3 separate regions of the Homo sapiens genome follow, and all the other regions are linked to region 3. Evidence: chromatin contacts called from ENCODE Hi-C or POLR2A ChIA-PET data. All regions are on one chromosome and are shown on one strand. Each heading gives the region's core, a stretch centred on a gene start or an enhancer-like site at or near the end of the contact. The rest is flanking DNA. Distances are from core to core; before and after follow the strand shown.

Region 1 (4,395 bases), core at 1,871-4,370, 130 kb after region 3:
CCCTGGCTGTTCCTCTCAGGGCTACTTTTCTGGTTCCTCCTCATCTTCCTGACCTCCAAGTGTGCCCCAGGCCTCAGTTCTTAGCCTTCTTTTTGTATCAATATTCACTCCCATTTATAGGCCAGCTTCCTAATTTTCATCTGACTGTAAATCTTCAATGGGTGTTAAAGATGAAAAACACCCATTTTGCATGCTTTATTAGATGAATAATTTCTGCCCAGCAAGATATTCATGTCCTAGTCCCCAGAGCCTATAAGTATGTTACTTTACACAAAAGGGACTTTGGAGATGTGATTAAGTTAAGGATCTTGAGAGGGGTTGATTATCTTGGATCATCTGGGTAGGCACAATGTAATCACAGGGCCCCTGTAAGAGGGAAGCAGGAGGGCCAGAGTCAGCAAAGAAGTTATGAAGAGAGAGGCAGAGATCATGGAGAGACTTGACGATGCCTTAGTGCTGGCTTTGAAGATGGAGGAAGGGACCACAAGCTAAGGATATGAATGGCTTCTAGAAGTTACAAAAAACAAGGAAATAGATTCTCTCCTAGAGCCTCCAGAAGAAAAGCAGCTCTGCTGACACCTTGATTTGAGCCCTGGATGACCCATTTCAGACTTTTGACCTCCAGAATTGTACATAATACATTCGTGTTGTCTTAAGCCACTTTGTATAATATGGTACAGCACCAACAGGGAAAACTTACATACATATAATAATTTGGTACACAACCAATAGGAAAAACTTATGCACATACTAAAGTGTTTTGAAGTAAAGTACACTGATTTCTGCAAATTTCTTTGATATGCATCAAAAACATAAGTTTACTAGACAGAGGAATAAATAGATGGTTAGAAGCATGATAAAGCAATACAGCAAAATGTTCATGGTAGAATCTACATGGTGGGTATATGGACACTAATTTAAAATTCTTTCAACTTTTCTGTATGTTTGAAATTTAAAAAAATAAAATGTTAGGGAAAGGGTTAGATAAATTGTGAATTTTTCCAAAATTTCAGTTATTTGGCTTCCAAAAAAAAAAAACGTATTTTTCTTAGAAAAGGCCTTGAATTTCTCTGGATATTTTATACTTCTAACTATCTACATTGTCTGGTCCCCCTGGTGACTAAATGCATATATTTTAGGAAGGGCTAAAACACAGCGAAGGTAATTAATCAGACCCCATGGAGACTGAAGGCTTAACCTTGACATCAGTAGTGACAAGCATAGTCAACTGAGCTACATAGCCTAAGTAAAAAGAAATAACCCTATGGAATGCTAATCTATAGATATGCAAATGAATTAGCTCTATAACTTATCAAATCTGAACTACATGAGGTACCCTGAAAATTGATAACTGTTCCATACTTTAATGGAAAAACACCAGGAAAAAAAAACTTTGATGTAACTTTCATTCTTTCAAGAAGAATATGTATCACTAACACCTTTATGAGAAAATTCTTATTTCCCTAGGGAACACTATTGGGCAGTTAAGAAAACAGGCAGTTTCTGAGGGCCTTTTTGTTTATTAGGGAGTAAGATTAAAAGAAAATCTCTGGCTGTGATTTCTTGGGCGAAAGGATGTAGGGAGAACTGGTTTCTTTGGAATTTTTTCTGATACAGGCTCAGGGGAATGGGTATGATTTTAATACATGAGCTGCTGTTTTCCATACTAAGTAATGCTTTTTCTTACTCAACATCTCTCTTCATCATCACTGCACAGTGAGGCTGGGCTCAGGCTTGCCGGTTTCTGCCTCAGAAGGCACACTGCAGATAATTTAGAGTCAGATTCTGGGCTTTTGAGTTTCTAAGCAGGCCTTTGAAATTCATGAGAGAAAAACAAGGGTTTTAATTTACAAAAGCTGTGTTTTCTGGGAGAGAAAACCATTTTGAGTTACAAAATTTTGGTTGGAGAATCAAAAACAAAGCTCTGAAGAAATCAGAGCATACAGTATAAGCCATCACCACTGGCTCTCCACCTGGCTGTATGATAGAACCACCTGGGGACGTTTTCTAAAAACGTCATTGCCTGGACTGGGTCTAGACCAGTTGAATGGAAATCTCTTGCTGTGGGGGCTCAGTACTGGTATTTTTAAAGTCTCCCCCCTAATACCCACACACTAGGTGATTCTCATGGGCAGTCAGTTGAGAACACTGCCCAACTCAACAGAATAGAAACTCAATAGATGACCATGCAGACTTCCCTGCTCTTTAAAACTAGGTCAGAGGTACTTGAATTATCAGGCTAGAGTCAGATTAGAGCTCCAGGCTTATATGTTGCTGTGGGCCTCTGGGAAAGGGTCCTGCTCCTTGGAGGGTGATGGAATCTTAGATAGAGTTGGTGGGGGTACCTAAAAGTGAGAAAAGTGCCTCGTTACTGAACCAAACCTGGGTCCATTGGCCCAGCACAGTAAAGACAAATATCTGTACCAAAGTTTGCAGCAAGAAAAAGGAGGGCATTTATTTGCAGGGTGCCAAGCAAGGAAAATCAGACAGCTATTGTGTGAGATCCTACTTCCCCAGTGGCTTATAAGCAAGGGTTTTTAAAGACAGGGGAACATTTTTGGAAACAGAAGTTACAGGTATGAAAAAAAAATAGAACCTTGGGACCCCGAACTCACTATACCAAAGTGCAAGTTAAGCTTAGAAGCTGAGTCACAAATACTGTCTTCCTTTGGCTCCCAGATAGCTGTAATTTCACAACCCCATGTCATAGCCTCATTTCCTCTACTCCCTCTTTCCACATTTGCTTCATCTTATGTAAAATGTAGACTCACTGAGTGTGAGAGAATGCATCATTGACTTTTTCCTCTATTCCCTCTTTTCACATGTAAAATGTAGATTTACTGAGGCTAATAAGAGCCTCACAAGAATGTGACCACCTGCCTCACTGCCTGCCTCCTTTTCTTCCCCCTGCTGCTTGCAGTTCCCCTTTTGTGAACTGAAGTTCACAAAACCCCCTTTGGAAAAAACATAAATCACAGGAGCATCTGTAATTTATGCTTTTTCCCAGGCGCATCCTCAGCTTTGGCCAAATAAACCTCTAATGGATGGAGACTTGCTTCAGTCACTTTTTGGTTTACATTTTGGTAACCACAAAGGGGCTTTCTGAGTGGAGTTGGCTCTTGGCCTGTAGCAACTCTCCTACTGGGGCCCTAGTACCAGCTGGAGCTCTTTATTGCTCTGACCTATTGGATGATTTGCTGAAGTCTGAGAGTTTCTCCCTCCAGAGATCCCTAATCACTCAAAAATTTCCAGTTGAGATCTGAAGTTTATTCCACTGCAGAACTCCTTTTCTGAGAGTTCTTACTTCTAACAAGGAAGAAGACTTTCCTGCTTCCGTGATGGCAGAGAGCAGTTTTCAGCTTGTGCCCCATCTCCAGGTAAGGAGCTGGTTTGGGGTGTCATTTGGGGATTTAGTAGCTGAAAGTCAAGGCTTACCGTCAGTTGGCTATAATTTCTCCTCATGCTCAGAAATCTCAATTTTATGCAAATTGTTTGATTGCTTTTTTGTGTTTTTTGTCTGTTTGTTTCTGTCCATCTTCCGTTAGATTTAATGAACTTCTGGCCCCCTCTAAAGCTGACTAAAATCCCTGCAGCTGTAGAAAGTCAAATTCCACCTCTAAAAACCCCAGCCACTTAAGAAAAATCAAAATTTGACTATCTGAAATGTTTCATATAAGACGACTGCCTTTCCAGGTTCTCTCTCTCATTGTGCTATTAATTTAAAGATTTTAGAGATCTCCTATTCTAAACTATTAACGAAAAGATCAGATATTTTAAAGGGAGCCTAATAGTTTCATGGCTAGCCTTAAAAATTATCTTGACTAAATTAAGAGCAAAATCTGACCGAAAATAGTTCTGGTGGTTAAAATTTCCACCACAGCTTGGGTTTGCTTCCTGATTAGGGAACAACAATGGCCATTCCACCTGGTGGCCTAATTGTTAAAACCCTCCACAGCATGGGTTTGATTCCTGGTCAGGGAACCAGCCTGTCTTGGTTTAATATTTATGTGGCTTTGGGGGTACCAATGTACTATTGATCTTTTCCCCTTCTGTGGACAGCTTTTGATTTCCTGTCTTCTGTCTGTGTTGGGGGACCCAAGGCTCTTGGGTCTTCATGTATGGACAGTAAGCTGAAAAGCTAAGACCCTAGAAAATATGGCCTGAAAGAAATGTGGGTTAGACCCTGTTTATGGCTAGTGAAAGTTTCCTTTCTCTTAGTTATTTTTGGGGTGATTCTGGATCTTGTAAAAACTACTTGTCACCTCTTTGGAGATACCTCGTGCGTGCATTTGTGGTTATAACTTCGGTTAAGGTAACTGAGAGGATATCTTTGGTAAGGATGTTCAAAAGCCAAAAATATCAGCTATTTGTCCCAGCTAAAATCTGGTAATAAGA
Region 2 (3,973 bases), core at 1,051-3,550, 88 kb before region 3:
CAGGAGGCTGAGGAGGGAGGGTCACTTGAGTCTAGGAGGCTGAGGCTGCTATGTTCATGCCACTGCACTCCAGCCTGGGTGACAGAGTGAGACCCTGTCTCTAAAAACAATAAAAAATACATAAAATAAATAAAGAAATATTTTATGAATTAATCTTTAAATCACACATACCCCCTAAATCCTGTAACAAGAAGACGCTAACAAATTCTATACAAATTTTTAATCATTCATTTTAACTTCATGAAAACCAAAGTTTACCAAATCTACGCAAAAAGATAGATACCTACATATTTTAATACAATGAAATTGGACCACCAAGAGAAAAAAAAAAACCTGGAAATTTAAATTCAGTTTATCATGTAAGAACACTTATATTTTAATTTATAAGCTGAGAATCCAATTCAACATACTAATTTTAATGACAGATGAATTTGAGAAATACATCTTTTGAAAACTTTCTTTCTTTTAGAAAACTTGACAACTTTCTTATGATCTTTCTCTTAGATCATATTAGTGTTTAAGACAATTAAATTGAATATGTTGCTCCCTAATTCCTCCACTCACTGTTCTATATATTTCTCCACATATAAAACTCACTGTATTATCCTCATGAAAACTTTATAGACTATATTAAGATCTATGTTAGAGTTACCTTAATTTTCTCTCCAACTACTTTCTCTCTCCACAACTCATAACTAAAGCACTTCTCATAAGTAATGGCATACACTGAAAGTCCCAAATTAAGAAGAAAGAAAAAGATCAACACTGGCTAAACACAACTGAATTGCATTTTAGAGCCACAAATTTAAAACATTATGACAACACATAGCATGGCTGCTAAAGGGCCCCAGGATCAGAGAATCTGGCAAGTCATATATCACAGGGTGTTGAAGAAAACATTTTTAAAAGAAACACATTATAGTGGGTGTTACATTAATGCTACAGTCCCTGTATTTCGATAATCTGAAATAAGGGTCTCCCTTTTATTCATAATAGGAGCAAAATTTACAGGCAGATCTTTCTTCCATAAAATCATTAATTTCTAAATCTAGCACCCCCAGTGTTCTATTCAAAATTATTATGAAGATCTTTTTAGCAATACACTGTCACAAAAATAATGACTACATGACAGCTATTTTTTACATATATACACATACATAAATATATTTATATATTCATATTCTATTCAGTAATTGGACTTCATTTCTCTTTCTCAAAACAAGGTCATTTCACAAAATCTTTGACTAAATGTAAATATTTGTTTTTCTTAAAATTTAAATCTATAATTTAAAATGATATAATTTGAGGTAAACATATCAGAAGGCAGTCAACCATTAAAATATTAATTCGTTTGCTTACTAATCATAACAGAATCCCAGCAATAATCTGAAAATATAATTGAGAAAAATTTTACACCACACCTTACATCATTAGGTAGTGATCCTCTTTCTAAATGAAAATTAGTAAACCCACAGAAGAGTCTTACTAGATAAAAGATACAGGGCACACCTACAACCAAATTTCCAGCGAATGGGTAAGAAAAGTCCCTAGAGGAAAGCTGGGCTTGCTAACCAAAAGGAGAGGGAGAGTAATTCTGGAATAGGGTACAGATTACAAGACTACAAGAGAGGTGAAGTAATGTCAGTTTGCGAGGCCCAGTCTGGCCAAGACGGAGGTTGGTGAGAAGCAGAAGAAGATGCTAGAGTAGTACTGATGATACATGGGAGGTCCTGGAAACCAAGAGGAAGGTTAGGGCTTCAGCCTCAGAGCAAAGGGTATCATAGAACATGTTGAGAGAATTTCACAAAGTAGTGCTGTAGGAGAACTAATCTGGAAACTGTGAAAAAGGATTTGGGGGAAAGGGAGAAGAACAGAAGGAAGGGAGGTTAATTCTTGTAATTATCTAAGCATGTGTTGGAGACAGGAGCCTGGTACCAGCATCAGAAACAATGGGACAGATGTGGGGGATGATGAGAATACAGTCAGCTGGTGGGAGGAGGCCATCTTCCAACACCAATGTCTCAAAAAGCGTTTTGTTCCATTGGCTGGTTTGGTTGGAAAGTGCATTATTTATAGATCTAACATGAATTTATCTCACAGTCAACAGCAATTCAGAATTGTGCATTAATATTTTTTAAAGCAAAGAAAACAGTCAAAGAAAGCAGAATAATTCAGTGGAGAGAGCACCTGGTCTCACAGTCAGAAGCCCACAAATCTATTTCTGGCTTTTTGAGCAATGTTGCTCATCACCTTGCACAACTGAATCAGTCTCAGTTCCCTTCAAAGAAAAATGGTAAAGCAAACTAATATGACTGTTGAAGTGTTACAAGGGCAGAAACAAACTCAAATCTTTGAAAGTGCTTGAAGTAAAACCACTATACACATGTTAAACCACTAACAAGTAATATTTTCTAAATATACCACATGGACCTTCAATTTTGTCCAACTATATACATTCTTTCTTTTGATAAGGACACAGATGTCCAAACACATGAATACCAAAATTCACCATTCTACCTACTTGTTTCATCCTTCCATGTCAGTTTTGCTTCTAAGGTTAAAGACCAATCACAATCTTGATAAAATTTTGAAACACTATTTGGCTATTTAAAAAAAAAAACTGACGTGAAGTATTTCCATAAATTCAAACCCAGATCAAATATTTTAAAACAAAAATAATTTAATGGTTGCATTAAACCACTGGGGAGGGTGACTATGAGGCAAGGCATCCATATACTACTACATATTAAGTATCCCTTCTCTGGAATGCTTGGAACCAGAAGCGTTTCAGATTTTTTTGGGATTTTGGAATATTTGCATATACCTAATGAGACATCTTAGGGATAGAATCCAAGTCTATACAAGAAATTCATTTATGTTTCATATACATCTTATACATATAGCCTGAAGGTAATTTTATACAATATTGTTAATAATTTTGTGTACGAAACAAAGTTTATGTACACTGAAAGCAAAGGTGCTGTTAGGGTATGGAATTTTCCACTTGTGGTATCATGTTGGTACCCAAAAAGTTTCAGATTTTGGAACATTTTGGATATTTGAATTACAGATGCTCAGCCTGTATTCATGAAAACAAAGGGACAAATAAATGATCATTTGTATTTTGCATGAAAATTGATTATCAGGAACACCTAAAAATAACTAGAGACAGTTCAGGTTTCCTCTTCACCATTTGAGTTGTGACTGCATGAACTCTGGGAGTCCAGCACCTTTGTATGACAAAAGTGAAGCTTATAGATGATTAGCTAATTGGGAAAGGAGGCACTGAACTCCTCTTTCTTAAAGATCTGGGTTTGTTCCAAAGAAAATATAATCTAATATATGAGTTAGATTCAGATTTCCTAGAACTAGGGAGACAAACTAAGTAAATTCTAAAGATACTCTGGAGTATTCTTTGTCTGCTCCTTAGTTTTAAATAGTGTCCCTACTCTCCCACTAAGCTATGATATTAAAATAAAAATAACTTTGCAAATATAAAATTAAGAATATATTAATGCAAAACTATGGAGAAAACTTTGGAGCCTGACAGACCTGTATTCAAATCAGAGCTGTGCTCATTACTTTTTTTTTTTTTTTTTTTTTGAGACAGAGTCTTGCTCTGTGGCCCAGGCTGGAATACAGTGGCGCTATCTCGGCTCACTACAACCTCCGCCCCCCGGGTTCAAGTGATTCTCCTGCCTCAGCCTCCGGAGTAGCTGGGATTATAGGCACATGCCACCACGCCCAGCTAATTTTTGTATTTTGGGTTGAGATGGGGTTTCACCATGTTGGCCAGGTTGGTCTCGAACTCCTGGCCTCAAGTGATCCACCCACCTTCGCCTCCCAAAGTGCTGGGATTACAGGGTGAGCCACCGTGCCTGGCCCCATTACAAATTCTACATTGGGAATAATACTTACAGCACACTATCACTAGTTATATCTCGAAGATAAAACCAAAGTGTTTGTTGATAGA
Region 3 (4,234 bases), core at 1,144-3,643:
CCAGAATATAAAAATACACAGAAAGTATGCCAAATATTATGAATTCTATGTTTTGAGGTTAAAGATAAAACATAGGCAAGTATCTAAGAGAGAACATTACCATTTATTAGTTTTCCTTTGATCATCCTTATCTTTACATGAAAATTTTGACTAAGCCCGAGTCTATAAGATTTCGCCCCTGCCTTACAGGTTTTAAGATCCCATGGATAAAGGTATTTCGACTTCTGGAAGGGACTATGATCAGATTTCCCCATAGTCTATAGCGGCCAGGCAGGTAAGTAAACAATGACATTGGCCAGGTGAGGAATGGAAACCTGGGGAGAGTATGTCCCATCTAAAGAGAGTGGATGGCTCTCAACTCCAGCCCATGGTTGTCCTATGGGACCCAATGTGGCAAGAACATCTCTTCCAATTTTTCAAAAGAAGCTGGAAATCTAGATTTTTATGTAAATGATTCCAATTGTTTAATGTTCACAATTAATTCAAAAAATTTGAAAGCACTGTGGGGCCAAGAAAAGCATGTCTCTTGGCTGAACTGAGATGTGACTTTGAATGGAATCCAACTCTCTTAATTTTACCGAAGAGGTGGCCAAGCGCAGAGGGAAGTGAAGTTACTCACTAACGTTCCAGGGCTGGTTTGGGGGAGGAACTGGGACCAGATACCATTCCCCTTGCAGCCCCATCCTCTTTCCTCAGCTTTTTAGTCCATCTAATGAAGCAGCAGACTAATTTAAGACAAGCATATGACGAACCTCCCATTCCCACACATGTGTCAGTAAGCCTTCAACCTGATGGGCTGGACCTTAACCACAAACAGAAGACCCAGCTGACAAACTACACCCACACTCCACTTAATTCAGGCTGGATCCCAGCTCTTGACCTTTTTTTGGGTGGATATGGGAAAGGAAAAGTTGGAAATTTTACCCTCGGTCTGTGGGAGGAATGGGAAAGTTTGCACTTTCTGGTAGAAATTTTTTAAAACCACTAATTATAAATGTGGCATTGCTTGGTAAGATCTTTTTCTCGGCTTCCCAGAAAACAGATACAGGGCCTCCATCCCCGGCTCCATGGCTACTTTACAGTAAGAGGCTTTGCCAGGAACTTGCGTTTTTCATGTAGTGACAGGAAATGAACCTGTTGGCTAAGAGTATTAACTCTGGAGCAAGATGGCCTGGGTTCAAATCCACACTCTGAAATTTATCAGCCATGTGTTCTTGCAGAGACTTTGCTGTGCCTCTGTCTCATCACCTGTAAAATGGGAACAATGTCAGCATCTCTCTTATAAGATTGTTGTGATAATTAAATGGATTAATACACGCAAAAAAGCACTCAGCACCATGTATGTCAGCTGCACCTTGGAATCTCCTGGGGGGAGCTTTCCAAAAATATGGATGCTTGGGTCCCACTTCTAGAGATTCTGGTTTAACAGGTCTGAGGTATGTCCTGGACATCAGAGTTTTTAAAATCTTGGCAGGTGATTCCAATGTGCAGACAAAGCTGAGAGCATTGAATATAAATGCTTATTAAATAAATGATGGCCCTCTGAGTGAATGAATTTCAAAGAAATTCAGATGCTCTCTTCTGCACGTAAGCATACATTTTGTAACTTCTTTATGACATTTTCTATGTGGTCGTCTTTCGGTGGCATTCAGCATGGAAGGCCAAAAGATCCTGGGCAAATTTGCAAAGAAGGTCAAATGCTTCTGGAAACCTCCCCATCTTCCCTGCCCTCTTCTCTCACCTCTGCCCCTGGCTTCAGGAAATTCAGGTGGCCCCTAGAGGCTCTGATTCAGCTGGGTAATGAAAGACAAATGGTGAAAATTCCATAAGGCACATAGGTATTTGTAAATCCAAATAACCTTTAACTAGTGGAATAAGCCTGTGGAGGTGTGTTACATGGGAGTATCTAGTGGAGACTGGAGAGGCACATCTTCTCCATCTCCCCAACTCTTGCCATTTCCAATGACCCAAGTCAATAGGTGAACTGGGGCCGCCAATGTGGCTCCCTAGCATCAAAAGACAGTACCTCTGAAATTAATCTCATCTGAGATGCTGGCAGATTGAGTTCAAAATATTGCTGATATAGTGAGTAGTTATCAATTGAGTGTGTCACATCCTACAGATGTAACATAGTATGCTCTCAAATTAAAATGGAATCCTTTTGACTTCCCTCTCTCACAGAAGCCTTGCTGTCTGTAAGCCTTGTAAGTCACCTGTCCCAACATCTTCAGTTTTGTTAGTGATCAGAATCTCTAATGCCCCTGGAGTGAGGGTGGGGAGACGGCAGATGGTAAAGGCAAATAAGATAGAAGGTCTGCCCTGAAACAGGAAATTGAGGAGAAGGCTTTTAAACCAACTGAAACCTTGATGAGGGGGTGGTAGCATCTGTGGTTTGAAGCACAGATTACCCAAGTTCCTTTGTTAGTGTACCTGGCATTTTTTCATAAGCCTCCATGTTTCCCCTCGGCTTGGTATCTTATTTAGTAAGCACGCTACTGAACACATCTGTTCTCACAATAGGAATTAGAATCAAAAGGCTTCCTCGGTGATTCTGGAATTTGTCACCAGAAAAAGAAGAAAGTTCATTGACCAAAGGTAGTCATTGCACACCTGCAACCTGAAACATCATGGAAGCTCTTGTACTCCAGCCACCAGGCTGTGGGGCTCGCCCTGAGAGGCCTGGGCCACCAGCTACAACTATTCCCTTTCTGCCCTGAGCTGTCAGGATTTCTGCCAATGATTCCACTTGTATGAGCTATCTATAATAAACTCACAGAAGCATAGAATACAATAGTGGTTTCCAGGGGTTGGGGACTGGGAAAGTGGAGAGTTGTTGTTCGATGGGTGTAAAATTTTAGTTCTGCTCGATGATTAAGTTCTAGGGATCTATTGCACAGCATAGCGCCTATAATTTACAATACTGTATTAGACACTTCAAATTTTGATAAGAGGGAAGATCTCATGTTAAATGTTCTTAACACACACACACACACACACACACACCCCAAAAACAAAAGGACACAAGGGAACTTTGGGAGGTGATGGATGTGACTATTATTTTGATCACAGTGATGGTATCACGGGTTTTTGCATATGTCTAAACTCATCAAATTCTGCACATTACATATCTGTAATTCTTTGCATACCACTTATACTTCAGTAAAACTATTAAAAATATTTCTGGCATTGTAAAAAAAAATAACAACAACCATAATTGTAGCTACCACTTGCATAGGGATAACTATCCTAAGGCCTAACTGCTCTCCGTTAACTAGCAGGTCCAATCCTCTTAACAACCCTATGAGGTAAGTAGCTTCATTTTCCAAACGAGGAAACTGAGACACAGAGAAGTTAAGTGACATGCCTAAAGTCACACAGCTAGAAAATGACAGAGCTTGGAATTGGGCAGCCAGTTCAGTTCTGGCTGCACTGCCCTCCCAGAAAGTGCCTAGCCTGGCACAACAAACCTTTTGTTAGGTTATATGGTCAGGGACTCTATTTCAAAAGCTCCCTTTTTTAAATAAACCCCCAATAAGCACCACCCTTCTGCCACCTCCCTCTCAACTCTTCCTCAAGTTAGAACATCTAAGCTACTTCCCAGGAGGTCCCTCAGCTGCCCTCATCCTACACTGCCTTCTTCTACTCATAGTTCCTCTTCAATGTTTCAGAGAACCAGGGTTCTCCTATATCCCAAGATGAATTTTAAATCACTCTTCCCATCAGTCCTCCTTGGAGAAGCAACATCTCCCATCATCTGTATATTCCATTTCGCTCTGTCCTTCTCTGGTGCCCACAAAACTGCAGGCATCTCATGGAGCAGAGCACAGGCTCAGGGCCAGGCTATCTAGGTTTGAATCCTGGACCCAGACTTTCTCATTGTGTGATTTTAAGCAAGTCACTTAACTACTCTGTATCATCTGTAACTTGGGAATAATAAGAATACCCATTCAGCGGAATTGCTATGAAGATTTAGTAAGTTAATGCAATCAAAGGCTTAGGACAGCGCCAGGCGCACAGTAAGTGCTCTAAATGCCACTGTTATGATTTGTATCTCCTCTACTTGAATACATGTCAATTGGCCCCATTGCTCTGTGAAGTTACTTCCCCACTTCCTTCTTTGATCTTAGTGACCAGGTCACTCTCCAACTCAAAATCCTTCAATGGCTCCCCATTGTTTACCCAATAAGATGAGATCACATTAGCTTGGGCTTCAAGGCCTGCCTCTTCCTATATG

The links. Hi-C counts contacts between places; a loop is a spot of excess contacts on that map. ChIA-PET counts read pairs that join two places held with the same protein, here RNA polymerase II (POLR2A). Pooled maps may share reads with other maps.
Region 1: a loop to region 3 is called in a pooled map, with 2.1 times the contacts of the local background. The contact joins two enhancer-like sites. A Hi-C loop is called at or near these places in 2 of 50 pooled maps. POLR2A ChIA-PET finds 5 or more read pairs at or near these places in 2 of 52 experiments (OCI-LY7 and activated CD4-positive, alpha-beta T cell).
Region 2: a loop to region 3 is called in a pooled map, with 5 times the contacts of the local background. The contact joins two enhancer-like sites. A Hi-C loop is called at or near these places in 2 of 168 maps with a recorded cell type or tissue (astrocyte of the cerebellum and naive thymus-derived CD4-positive, alpha-beta T cell), 3 of 37 single-sample maps with no recorded cell type and 6 of 50 pooled maps. POLR2A ChIA-PET finds 5 or more read pairs at or near these places in 3 of 52 experiments (GM12878, OCI-LY7 and naive thymus-derived CD8-positive, alpha-beta T cell).

The regions. Positions count from the first base shown.
Region 1 is chr3:16,696,361-16,700,755 of GRCh38, reverse strand. It overlaps the pseudogene LOC124905414. Among named protein-coding and RNA genes, the nearest start is that of PLCL2UT, 26 kb to the left of the region's middle. RefSeq lists enhancers at 1,813-2,460, 2,992-3,041, 3,679-4,180. Within about 2 kb of position 3,120, at least 2 of the 41 ENCODE cell types and tissues checked have a DNase peak (open chromatin) inside an H3K27ac peak, as active enhancers do.
Region 2 is chr3:16,910,883-16,914,855 of GRCh38, reverse strand. The region is part of intron 1 of PLCL2 (phospholipase C like 2); the gene reads right to left. Among named protein-coding and RNA genes, the nearest start is that of MIR3714, 20 kb to the left of the region's middle. RefSeq lists an enhancer at 2,003-2,232. Within about 2 kb of position 2,300, at least 4 of the 41 ENCODE cell types and tissues checked have a DNase peak (open chromatin) inside an H3K27ac peak, as active enhancers do.
Region 3 is chr3:16,822,395-16,826,628 of GRCh38, reverse strand. No RefSeq gene overlaps it. Among named protein-coding and RNA genes, the nearest start is that of PLCL2, 60 kb to the left of the region's middle. Within about 2 kb of position 2,393, at least 3 of the 41 ENCODE cell types and tissues checked have a DNase peak (open chromatin) inside an H3K27ac peak, as active enhancers do.